Linked DNA regions of Homo sapiens: region 1 is linked to region 2. The links are chromatin contacts, found by Hi-C or POLR2A ChIA-PET in ENCODE. All regions are on one chromosome and are shown on one strand. The core of a region is the stretch at or near the end of the contact, and the rest is flanking DNA. Distances in the headings are between cores, read along the strand shown.

Region 1 (5,686 bases), core at 1,010-3,509, 110 kb before region 2:
CAAAAAAAAAAAAAAAAAATTTTTTTTTTTGAGACGGGGTCTCATATCCTTGATCAATTCTCTTTGATAAATTCCTAACAGTAGGCTGGGCGCAGTGGTTCATGCCTATAATCCCAGCACTTTGGGAGGGTGAAGCGGGCATATCACTTGAGACCAGCCTGGAAAACACAGACCAATCTCTCTTTAAAAATAAATAAATAAATAAATATCCTACCAGTGAACTTATTAAGCAAAATTCTAAGTCTTATCTTCTTTTTGAGATTGAGTCTTGCTCTGTCGTCCAGGCTGGAGTGCACTGGCATGATCTCGGCTCACTGCAACTTCCACCTCCTGGATTCTAGCGATTCTGCTGCCTCAGCTTGCCAAGTAGCTGGGATTACAGGCGTGCACTGCCACACACAGCTAATTTTTGTATTTTTAGTAGAGACGAGGTTTCACTACATTGGCCAGACTGTTCTCAAACTCCTGACCTCAGGTAATCTGCCTGCCTCAGCCTCCCAAAGTGCTGGGATTACAGTAATGAGCCACCACCCCTGGCTGAAAATTCTAAATCTTTTGATATAACCACCACCCCAGAAAGGTTAAACTAATTTCACCCCTAATGCAACCTGGTATGGCAATACCCATGTCCCTGCACCCTCTTTTGGAATACTCATCATAAATAGATTTGAGAGAAAAATTTTTTTAAAAAAGTAAAAAAAAGTAGATTTGCCATTTTTGCCACTTTTGCAAGCCAAAAGAAACAATTATTTTAGGCCTAGCAAACTGGTTTCTTTTTTTTTTTTTTTTTTTTAAAGAGTCAGGGCCTTATTCAGTCACCAAGGCTATAGTGCAGCGGCTCAAGTGATCCTCCCCACCTCAACTGCCTCCTGAGTAGCTGGGACTTCAGGTATGCATGCCACCACACCCAGCCAATTTTTCTTTTTTAAATTTTTTGTAGAGACAGGGTCAGGGTCTCTCTATGGTGCCGTGCTGGTCTTTTTTTTTTTTTTTTTTTGAGATGGAGTCTCACTCTGTCACTCAGGCTAGAGTGCAGTGGTGCAATCTTGGCTCACTGCAACCTCCGCCTCCTGGGTTCAAGTAATTCTCCTGCCTCAGCCTCCTGAGTAGCTTGGATTACAGGTACCCGCCACCATGCCCAGCTGATTTTGTATTTTTAGAAGGGAGGGGGTTTCACCATGTTCACGCTGGTCTCGAACTCCTGACCTCAGGTGATCCAACGCCTTGGCCTCCCAAAGTGCTGGGATTACAATCGTGAGCCACTGTGCCCAGTTTCAGGCTGGTCTTAAACTCTTGGCCTCCACTGATCCTCCTTAGTCTCCCAAATCACTGGGATTACAGGAATTACACCATACCTATCCCCAATCTATTTCTTATTTGCCCACCTCTCTTCATTTTAAATTCCTCCTCCCTAGTCTCATCAATCTAACATGGCCTAGAATACTAATTTAGTAACCTATCCATCTATTTCCATCATTGCCACAAGACCTTACCTATTTTCCAGACAGCAGCCAATACTGTCACTGTAAAATACAAGTGGATCACATCCTTCACCTGTTCAAAAGTTCAGTGGCTTCCCATTGCACTATCTATCCAGTTGCTCAAACTAGAAATCTATCCAATTCATTAGCAAGTCCTGGTATGTTAGCTTTAAAATACATCAAATTCTGCCCACTTCTTTCCATCTCTACACCCATCACTTTGGTCCAAGCCATCATTGTCTCTCTCATGGACTGAAAATCTTTTTCAGGACCCATGTTGCTGTCCCTTTCCTAAATGCAAGGACATTTTTAACCTAAGTGAAAATCTCTTCCCACCAAGCCCAAATTCCTGAACACAAAGATCTAAACTGCCATTACCTACCAGAAGAATTTTGCACACTTATTGAAAACCTATTTTCATGGTGCTAGGAAAAGATTATAGCTGCACAAACACTTTTGTCTCGCTTGTTAAATACTGTTCCACCGGATGATAATATGGAGGTTATGCTTTGGAAACTAATGGAAAAAGACATAATATAAGCTTATAAGCTTCATGAAAAGAAGGGACTATGTACTATTCAGGAGCAGTGCCTACCATAGACAAAATACTCAATACTAATTTTTTTTCCTTTTCCTACCTCTAAGAAGGCAGAATTACATTAGAAAAGCTTAATCCTACTTGCACAATGAATACAATCAAGTTTTTAAAATTAACTGCACTGTATAATCCCATTCGGCTTCTACTGTAACTTCCTGTACACAAATGAAAACAGGTGCAAAACCCAGAAAGATCAAAGGCAAAACAGAGGCTTATGGTTTTACTTAATTCATTTTTTATAAAGTCTAAGAAAAATGAGGGCAAATTTATCTTTGGAGAACTTAAACCAGCTAATAATAACTAAAATAAAATCATGAAGCAACAATACTATACAATAATAGATAGAATTATGTACATTCTTTTTTATTTTTTATTTTTTATTTTTGAGATGGAATCTAACTCTGTCGCCCAGGCTAGAGTGCAGTGGCACAATCTCGGCTCTGCAACCTCCACCTCCCAGGTTCAAGTGATTCTCCTGCCTCAGCCTCCCGAGTAGCTGGGATTACAGGTGCCCGCTACCACACCTGGCTAATTTTTGTATTTTTAGTAGAGACGGGGTTTCACGATGTTAGCCAGGCTGGTCTTGAACTCCTGACCTCAGGTGATCCACCCACCTCAGCCTCCCCAAGTGCTGGCATTACAGGCATGAGCCACTGCACCCAGCCAATTATGTACACTCTTATAGAGAAGATTTAAGAGACTGGCTCCTCAACACCCAAAAAACTAGGAACAAACTCCCCCATGCACATGGCTATGAAGGAACACATATGTCTCCCAAGCCACAGTCGATTAGTCTAGAGGTCTGCAACTGGCCTCTGCTGTACTAATCCCAGTACTTAACCTCTCCTTCCAGAGGTTGGTCCAGGGACAATCAAATGCTCTATACCAAGCCAAAGTGAAAACTGGAACTAAGAGTCATATCTTCTGCTACAGCAGAAACTCTTAAGATATAAAACTTGGGTGTAATAGAGACCAAACTTTTCTGCAATTTACGCATTAATCTGCACTGAGTATGGAAGTAATACCAGAAGAATCAAAGAGAACAGACAGAGTCCTGGCAACATTTCAATCCTGGTTTCAGTTGTTCCTGAGGCTTACCTGCATTCTTGCCTTTAGTGCAATTTTTCTTTTTCTTTCTTTTTTTTCTTTTTTTTTTTAATTGGTAACAGTCTCACCCTGTCACCCAGGCTGGAGTGCAGGGGCATGATCTCAGCTCACCGCAAACCTCCACCAACCGAGTTCAAGCAATTCTCGTGCCTTAGCCTCCCAAGCAGCTGGGATTACAGGTATATGCCACCATGTCCAGCTAATTGTTTTGAATTTTTTAGTAGATATGGGGTTTCACTATGTTGGCCAGGCTGGTCTCCAACTCCTGACCTCAAGTGATCTGCCCACCTCAGCCTCCCAAAGTGCTGGCATTACAGGCGTGAGCCACCATGCCCAGCCTCTTTAGTGCAATTTAAGATACTCATTTTTTCTAGAATTTTATGAGTCAACAAGTTTCTACTTTGGCTTATTCAAACTAGTTTTCTTTTCAAGATTCTTTCTATGTACTATATTTAACTAGCACTCAGCTGTCCACAACTCACCTATCAAAAAAAGAAAAACCACGAATGAAACATAAAAGGTCTCTAACAACTGTTTATGATAAAACAAAAAAGCAAAAAAAAAACAACAACCAAAAACTGAAAAACAAGACATGTAAGGAAACTTCTTTAACCTGATGAAAAGCCTTTACAAAAATCTCACAGCTAATATACTCAATGGTGAAAGGCTGAACATTTTCCTCCTCAATACCAAAAAGACAAAGATGGCCACTCCTGATATTCCTATTCAACATAGCCAAGAATAATTAGGCAAGAAAAAGAGATAAAATGCATGCAGAAAGAAAAGGAAGAAGTAAAACTACCTCTAATTGCATGTGACATGATCTGGTATCTAGGAAAGCCTAAGGAACCTACTAAAAAGCTACTAGAGCCAATAAGTAAGTTCTGCAAAGTTGTGGAGTACCAGATCAACATACAGAAGTCAACTATGTTTCTATATATGAACCTAAAATTAACAATTCCATTTACAATAGCATCAAAATGAACAAAATAGGAATAAACTTAACTAAGAAGGCAAAAAACTTGAACACTGAAAACTACAAAACATTACTGAAATACATTAAAGAAGATATAAGTAAGGCCAGGCAAGGTGGCTCATGCCTATAATCCCAGCACTTTGTGAGGTGGAGATGGGCAGATTGCTTGAGCCCAGGAGTTTGAGACCGGCATGGGCAACACGACGAAACCTCGTGTCTACAAAAAAATACAAAAATTAGCCAGGCATGATGGTGCGCACCTGTGGTCCCAGCTACTAGGGAGACTGAGGTGGGAGGATCACCTGAGCTTGGGAGGTGAAGGTTGCAGTGAGCTGAGATTGAGTCACTGTACTCCAGCCTGGGCAACAACAGAGTGAGACTCTGTCTAAAACAACAAAGACAAAAATGAATAAAAATATAAGTGGAAATATATCCAGTATTCATGTAGCGGAAAACAGTATTGTTAAGATGGCAGTAATCCCCAAAATGATCGGCAGATCTAATACAATATCTACCAAAATTCCTGCTGCTCTTGTTTACTTGAGATGAACTCTCGCTCCGTTGCCCAGCCTGGAGTGCAGTGGCTTGATCTCGGCTCACTGCATCCTCCGCCTCCTGGGTTCAAGAGATTCTCCTGCCTCAGCCTCCAGAGTAGCTGAAATTAGAGGTACTCGCCAGCACACCTGGCTAATTTTTTGTATTTTTAGTAGAGACGGGATTTCACCACACCGGCCAGGCTGGTCTCAAACTCCTGATCTCAGGTGATCCACCTACCTTGGCCTCCCAAAGTGCTGGCATTACAGGTGTGAACCACCACACCCAGCCCCTGCTGCTCTTTTTGATAAGAAAACATTGTATTTAGGGGTCGGGCACAGTGGCTCACTCCTGCAATCCCGGCACTTTGGGAGGCCGAGGCGGGCGGGTCACATGAGGCCAGGAGTTCGAGACCAGCCTGGCCAACATGGTAAAGCCCCATCCCTACTAAAAATAGAAAACTTAGCCAGGGGTTGTGGTGCATGTCTGTAATCCCAGCTACTCAGGAGGCTGAGGCAGGAGAATCGCTTGAACCCGGGAGGCAGAGCCAAGGTCATGCCACTGTACTCCAGCCTGGGTGACGGAGCAAGACTCTATCTATTAAAAAAAAAAAAATTGTATTTGGGATCAAATTGACAGGCTGATTCTAAATTCATGCAGAAATTCAAGGGAGGCTGGGCACAGTGGCTCACACCTGCCAGCATTTTGGGAGGCTGCAGTGGGCAGATCACTTGAGGTCAGGAGTTCAAGACCAGCCTGACCAACATGGTGAAACCCCGTCTCTAGTGAAAATGCAAAAATTAGCTGGGATTGTTGGTGCACACCTGTAATCCCAGCTACTCAGGAGGCTGAGGCAGGAGACTCGCTTGAACCTGGCAAGAAGAGGTTGCAGTGAGCCAAGATGGCGCCACTGCACTCCAGCCTGGGTGACAGAGTGAGACTTCATCTCAAAAAAAAAAGAAATACAATGGATCCAGAATAGCAGCCAAA
Region 2 (5,192 bases), core at 2,267-4,766:
GTAGACGATCTCTTGCTGGCCTTGGGCATTGGTCTGATTCACCACGTGGATGACAGAACTGGGGTTGTCCTGAGAGGCTGAGAGGGCTGTCCCTTCGCTACCCTTGCCCTCCTCTTCCTCTTCCTTACGTCCTGGCTCCCCTGGCACTGTTTCTAGAATAATGCCCTGCAGGCTGCTCTCGTTCAGCGACGTTCCCAGGCCCGATCCCTCTTGTGGTTGCCGCAGCAGTTGCTGTGTCAGCTCTACACTCTCGTAGCGAACCAGCTGCAGCCGCATATAGCCATCTTCATGTTCCTTGTACCTGGTGAGGTAGGAGCATAAAGGGCAGCAAACCCAGGCAGGGGGATACAGAAATGGCCGAGGCTGGCAAAGTAAGGAACAAACATGAGGGATGGAAGAAGTCCTGGAATCCAAGTGACAGGAGTTGAAGACAAAAAAGGTCTTTATTGGAATATGTAGAAGAAAAGGCAAGAGGGAAAGATCATTACTCAAAATGGAAAGTTTTATATAGAAACCCAACCAGAAAAACAGAGACTGACTGACTGTGTTGGAGGGTGAAAGTGTCAAAGGATTTATGAGAAGGCCTTGGAGCTAAGGATCAGAACCCTTAGACTCTAGCTCTAGTTCCAGCTGCAGGACTTTTTGGCACCATTTATTGGGTTTGGCACCATGCCTTACAAGATTCAAAAAACAGAAAAATAAGCTTTGCTCCACCATTATTCTTAGGATTCTTTGAATCTAAATGGAAATGGCAGACATAAAACCACCATCAAATTAAGGTTTTATTTATTTATTTATTTATTTTTGAGATGGAGTCTCGCTCTGTCACCCAGGTTGGAGTGCAGTGGCATGATCTCAGCTCACTACAACCTCCGCCTTCTGGGTTCAAGTGATTCTCCCACCTCAGCCTCCCAAGTAGCTGGGACTACAGGCATGTGCCACCATGCTCAGCTACTTTTTGTATTTTTAGTAGAGACGGGGTTTCACCATGTTGGCCAGGCTGGTCTCGAACTCCTGACCTCATGATCCGCCCACCTTGGCCTCCCAAAGTGCTGGGATTACAGGCGTGAGCCACCGCGCCCGACCCAAATTAAGGTTTTTAAAACTGGTTGAAAAGGTATAAAAACAAGTGTGTTAATCTGGGAAGGAGGGTTGAGAGACATACCGAAAACGGGGATGCCCTGAGGGCCACTTGAACTGGTGCTTCTTGCGAAGGTGCACGGTGAGGTTGTTGCCCCGTGTGAAGCATTTGTCACACACATGACATTTGTACCTTGGCTCAGAGTCTCCCTGATGGGGAAGGAAGGGAGAAATGAGACCAGCTCTTCACCCCAGGGTCCCCCATACTTCCACTAGTCCTTCCCAACACCAGCCCCACTCACTTCATGTACTTTGCGGTAATGGGACTTGATAGAGCAGAGGGATCGGGCACTGAAGGTGCAGTTCTCAAAATCACACCTGTAGGCTGGCTCCTCGCTGTGGGTATCCAGGTGCTTCTGGAGGTCAATAAGATTCTTGCAGCTGCCATGAGAAATCAGGAGGGATTGGAGGACATGGGGAACACTGGAACATGAGCTGTTTTCTGGTCCCTGGTCCCCCTTACCTGTAGTCACAACAGTCACATTTAAAGGGCCGGTCCTCACTGTGACGAAAGCGCATGTGGTTGCGGAGGGAGGAAGGCAGCGGGCAGGTCATGTCACACAGAGGGCACTTATAGTGATTCACTGAGAGAAGCAGAGAGGAGGCTGTGATGTGAGAACTTGTGGAACCTTGGAGGGCAGGAGGGAGGCTGTGGGCCGCAGGCCACTCACCATGGTTGCGCATGTGGTCCCGCAATAGCCGCTCTGTGGCAAATCTCTTGGAACAGTGAGAACACTGGAAGTGCTGCTCTGGGGTGGGGCAGGCAGAAGAAAGGAGGGCTGTAGGTGATAGTGGAGAGGCACAGAAAGGAGAGGGGAACCATCCCAGGCAGAAGGGAACCACCCAAGGAGAAAAGGAGAGCTTAGGGAGCTATGAATGGACACAGTATCATGGAAAGAGCATGGGACTTAGAGAACCTGAGTTAGAATTCCAGCTTCACCACTTACTAGCTGTGTGATCTCAGGTAAGTGATTTAACCTCTCTGAGCCTCAGTTTCCTCATCTGCAAAAAGGGGGATAAGAAGCCTACCTCATGGGGCTGTTGTGAGGATTCCCTAAGTAACTGATACGAGGTACAGTAAGTACTGAATAACAATGCCTACGAATCTGAATCAGCAAAGAGACTATGGGAGGTGCCTGAGCCCAAAAAGAAGAGGCAGCCAAAAGGCAGGTCTCTTCAGTGGCCACCCCCACTAGAAACATGCCCCTAACCCATTCCAAGCAGGACAGCCTGCATCCACCCCACTTCCTCTGACTACTTACGATCCAATGAGGTCTGGCGACGGATGTGATCTAAGAACTTGGTATTGTTGGCAAACATGCCCCCACAGGTGGGGCAGGCTACCACTTTCTCCTGGGTATGGCTGCGGAGGTGCTCTCGAAGTTTACTGCGGTCCTTGAAGGTGCAGGTACAGCCTGGGAAGGAAGCCCTATCAGTCTCCTGCCACAAAACCCCAGTTTTGCCTAGGATCTGGTACCCCTGAGTCTCTCCAGCCGGCAGTCAACCTTGCCCCTGTAGGACCCCTATCCCTTTCTGTCCCAGCTCTTCAGGAACCCCAGCGTTTCCTCCAGAAGCCACAAGTTAAGAAGCAGCCCTACCTTTCCAGCCACACAGCACCACCGGGTTGTCCTTGCCGACTGCTTCGTATTCACAGCACAGACTGTGTGCTTCCACATGCCGATAAAACCACTCAGGATTGTCGAAGGAATTCTGTGCCAGGGGCAACTTGGGGTGAGGACTGAGGGTGGGTAGAGGGACTCACCCCTATGTGCCCGAAGAATTCTTGGCTCTCTCCCAAATTAACTTGATGGGGATGGGAAATTTTGAGGAAAGGCACTGCACAGAAATGGAGGAGTGGCCGGGTGCGGTTGCTAAACCCTGTAATCCCAGCACTTTGAGAGGCTGAGGCAGGAGAATCACTTGAGGCCAAGAGTTCGAGACCGGCCTGGGCAACACACCCAGACCTTGTCTCTACAAAAAATTTAGAAGTTAGCAGGGCATGGTGGTACATGCCTGTAGTCCTAGCTACTTGGGAGGCTGAGGTGGGAGGATTGCTTGAGCCCAGGAGTTCAAGGTTACAGTGAGCTATGATTGTACCACTGCACTCTAGCCTGGGCTTCAGATCAAGAGCCTGTGTGTAAAAAATAAACAAATTTTAAAAGAGCAAAAGAAATGGAAGAGAGATACTAGCAGGAATCTTGGAAATATAAGGCATCCCTGAAAGGGACAAGGCATCAGAGTTAAGACCCCCAGCTTCCTTCCACCCCAATTACTGGCACTGCCTGCTGACCTCACAGTGCTCCCACAGACACAGGAAGTGGTCAGGGATATCAGGGATGACGTTCCGGCTCTGGAAGTCCAGGATGCAGGGGCCAAGGTCAGCCTGGCTTTGCAAGGCCTGCAGCCCCCACTGTTTCAGCTTGGTGTGGTAGCAGTGGAAGTAGACATGGCGGATGAGGTCAGCAGAACTGTCCAGAGAACAAAAGCCACATTCCTGCCACAAGCAGGAGAATTCTTCCTCTGTAGAAAGGGGTTTAAAAGGAAGAGTCTGACACTTTCCAAGGCTCAGGTCACCTTCCACCTGCAGCACTAAACAGAGAGTGAGGAGGCTGGACTCGTGAGGAGGCTGGACTCTAACCAAATTACCAGGGTTCATTTAGCAAATACCAGTATTTAATGACCATAAATTGTGTGCCAGTTAGAGGGACTATAACAAGTAAAAAGTGTCCCACTCCTTGCCCTCACATAGCTTTCAGTCAGGGAGAAAGCATATTCATCAAATAATCAGATCTATAAATATAAAACTGCAACCAGTGATGAGTGTTACAAAGCGGGGATATACATGGTGCTATAAAAGCATTAAACAGAGGTCATTTGACATGGTGTTCTGAGAAACGTCCCCATGTTGAACTCTGAAGTACGATGGATGAGTATCTGTAAATAGGTGAAGAAGTGTGGTCTAGGCAGAGGTGAGAGTGTGTGCAAGGCCTATGCCAGAAACAGACAGCAGAAATGGCCGGCACGCAAGTCCTCTGACTTGAGTTTCTGCAGTTCCTGATGAAGATGCTGCCTCTCGATCTGACACCTCCCACTTCTCCTTGTAAAACCACCACTCCTCCTTCCCCTCATGTTTTGCTCAAGATCTGCCTTCTCCAAGAAGGCCCCATCAACTCTTCCAATCCATTTCCTATCTCTCTAGCATCCCTAAGCACTGTATTTTCAGCGCTTTATATAAGTTAACTTGTTTTGAAACACAGATACTTTAGAAAATATAATCATTCCCCAATTTTGCCTTTGTATAAATATGACTTGAATTTTGAAACTATCAATTATGGTTCATAGTCATCAGACTTAAAACAGAATTTGGGGTGGGAGAAGGAGAGCTGCCTCCATATTTCCTGTAGAATAGAGTTTTTCAGACTGTGTTGTGACCCACTAGTGGGTTAGGAAATCAGTTCAGTGAACTATCAACCACATTTTGGGCCGGGTGCGGTGGCTCACGCCTGTAATCCCAGCACTTTGGGAGGCCGAGGCAGACAGATCACGAGGTCAGGAGATCGAGACCATCCTGGCTAACACAGTCAAACCCCGTCTCTACTAAAAAATACAAAAAAAAATTAGCTGGGCTTGGTGGTGGGCGCCTGTAGTCCCAGCTATTTGGGAGGCTGAGGCAGGAGAGTGGCATGAACCCGGGAGGCGGACCTTGCAGTGAGCGGAGATCGAGCCACTGCACTCCCACAAAAAAAAAAAAAAAGAAAAGAAAAATGTATTCCTGCCAGATGCAGTGGCTTATGCTTATAGTCCCAGCTGCTCAGCATGCTGAGGCAGGAGGATCACTTGAGGCCAAGAGTTTAAGATCAACCTGGTAACATAGCAAGACTCTGTCTCTAAAAAAAAAGTGGCTTTGGTCGGGCGCAGTGGCTCACGCCTGTAATCCCAACACTTTGGGAGGCCGAGGCAGGCAGATCACAAGGTCAGGAGTTTGGGACCAGCCTGGCCAATATGGTGAAATCCTGTCTCTACTAAAAATACAAAAATTACCCGGGCGTGGT

The links. A loop is a pair of places that touch in the nucleus more often than their neighbours do. ChIA-PET counts read pairs that join two places held with the same protein, here RNA polymerase II (POLR2A). Pooled maps may share reads with other maps.
Region 1: a loop to region 2 is called in a map of endothelial cell of hepatic sinusoid, with 2.2 times the contacts of the local background. The contact joins two enhancer-like sites. A Hi-C loop is called at or near these places in 1 of 168 maps with a recorded cell type or tissue (endothelial cell of hepatic sinusoid) and 1 of 50 pooled maps. POLR2A ChIA-PET finds 5 or more read pairs at or near these places in 8 of 52 experiments (B cell, CD8-positive, alpha-beta T cell, Caco-2 and 5 more).

Annotation. Positions count from the first base shown.
Region 1 is chr11:119,237,849-119,243,534 of GRCh38, reverse strand. The region is part of intron 2 of CBL (Cbl proto-oncogene); the gene reads right to left. Among named protein-coding and RNA genes, the nearest start is that of CBL, 34 kb to the right of the region's middle. Within about 2 kb of position 2,259, at least 2 of the 41 ENCODE cell types and tissues checked have a DNase peak (open chromatin) inside an H3K27ac peak, as active enhancers do.
Region 2 is chr11:119,129,193-119,134,384 of GRCh38, reverse strand. It overlaps HINFP (histone H4 transcription factor), which reads right to left. Exons shown (of 10, transcript NM_198971.3): 3 at 3,431-3,660; 4 at 2,739-2,850; 5 at 2,403-2,555; 6 at 1,812-1,889; 7 at 1,604-1,724; 8 at 1,383-1,521; 9 at 1,166-1,290; 10 at 1-301. Among named protein-coding and RNA genes, the nearest start is that of HINFP, 10 kb to the right of the region's middle. Within about 2 kb of position 3,516, at least 2 of the 41 ENCODE cell types and tissues checked have a DNase peak (open chromatin) inside an H3K27ac peak, as active enhancers do.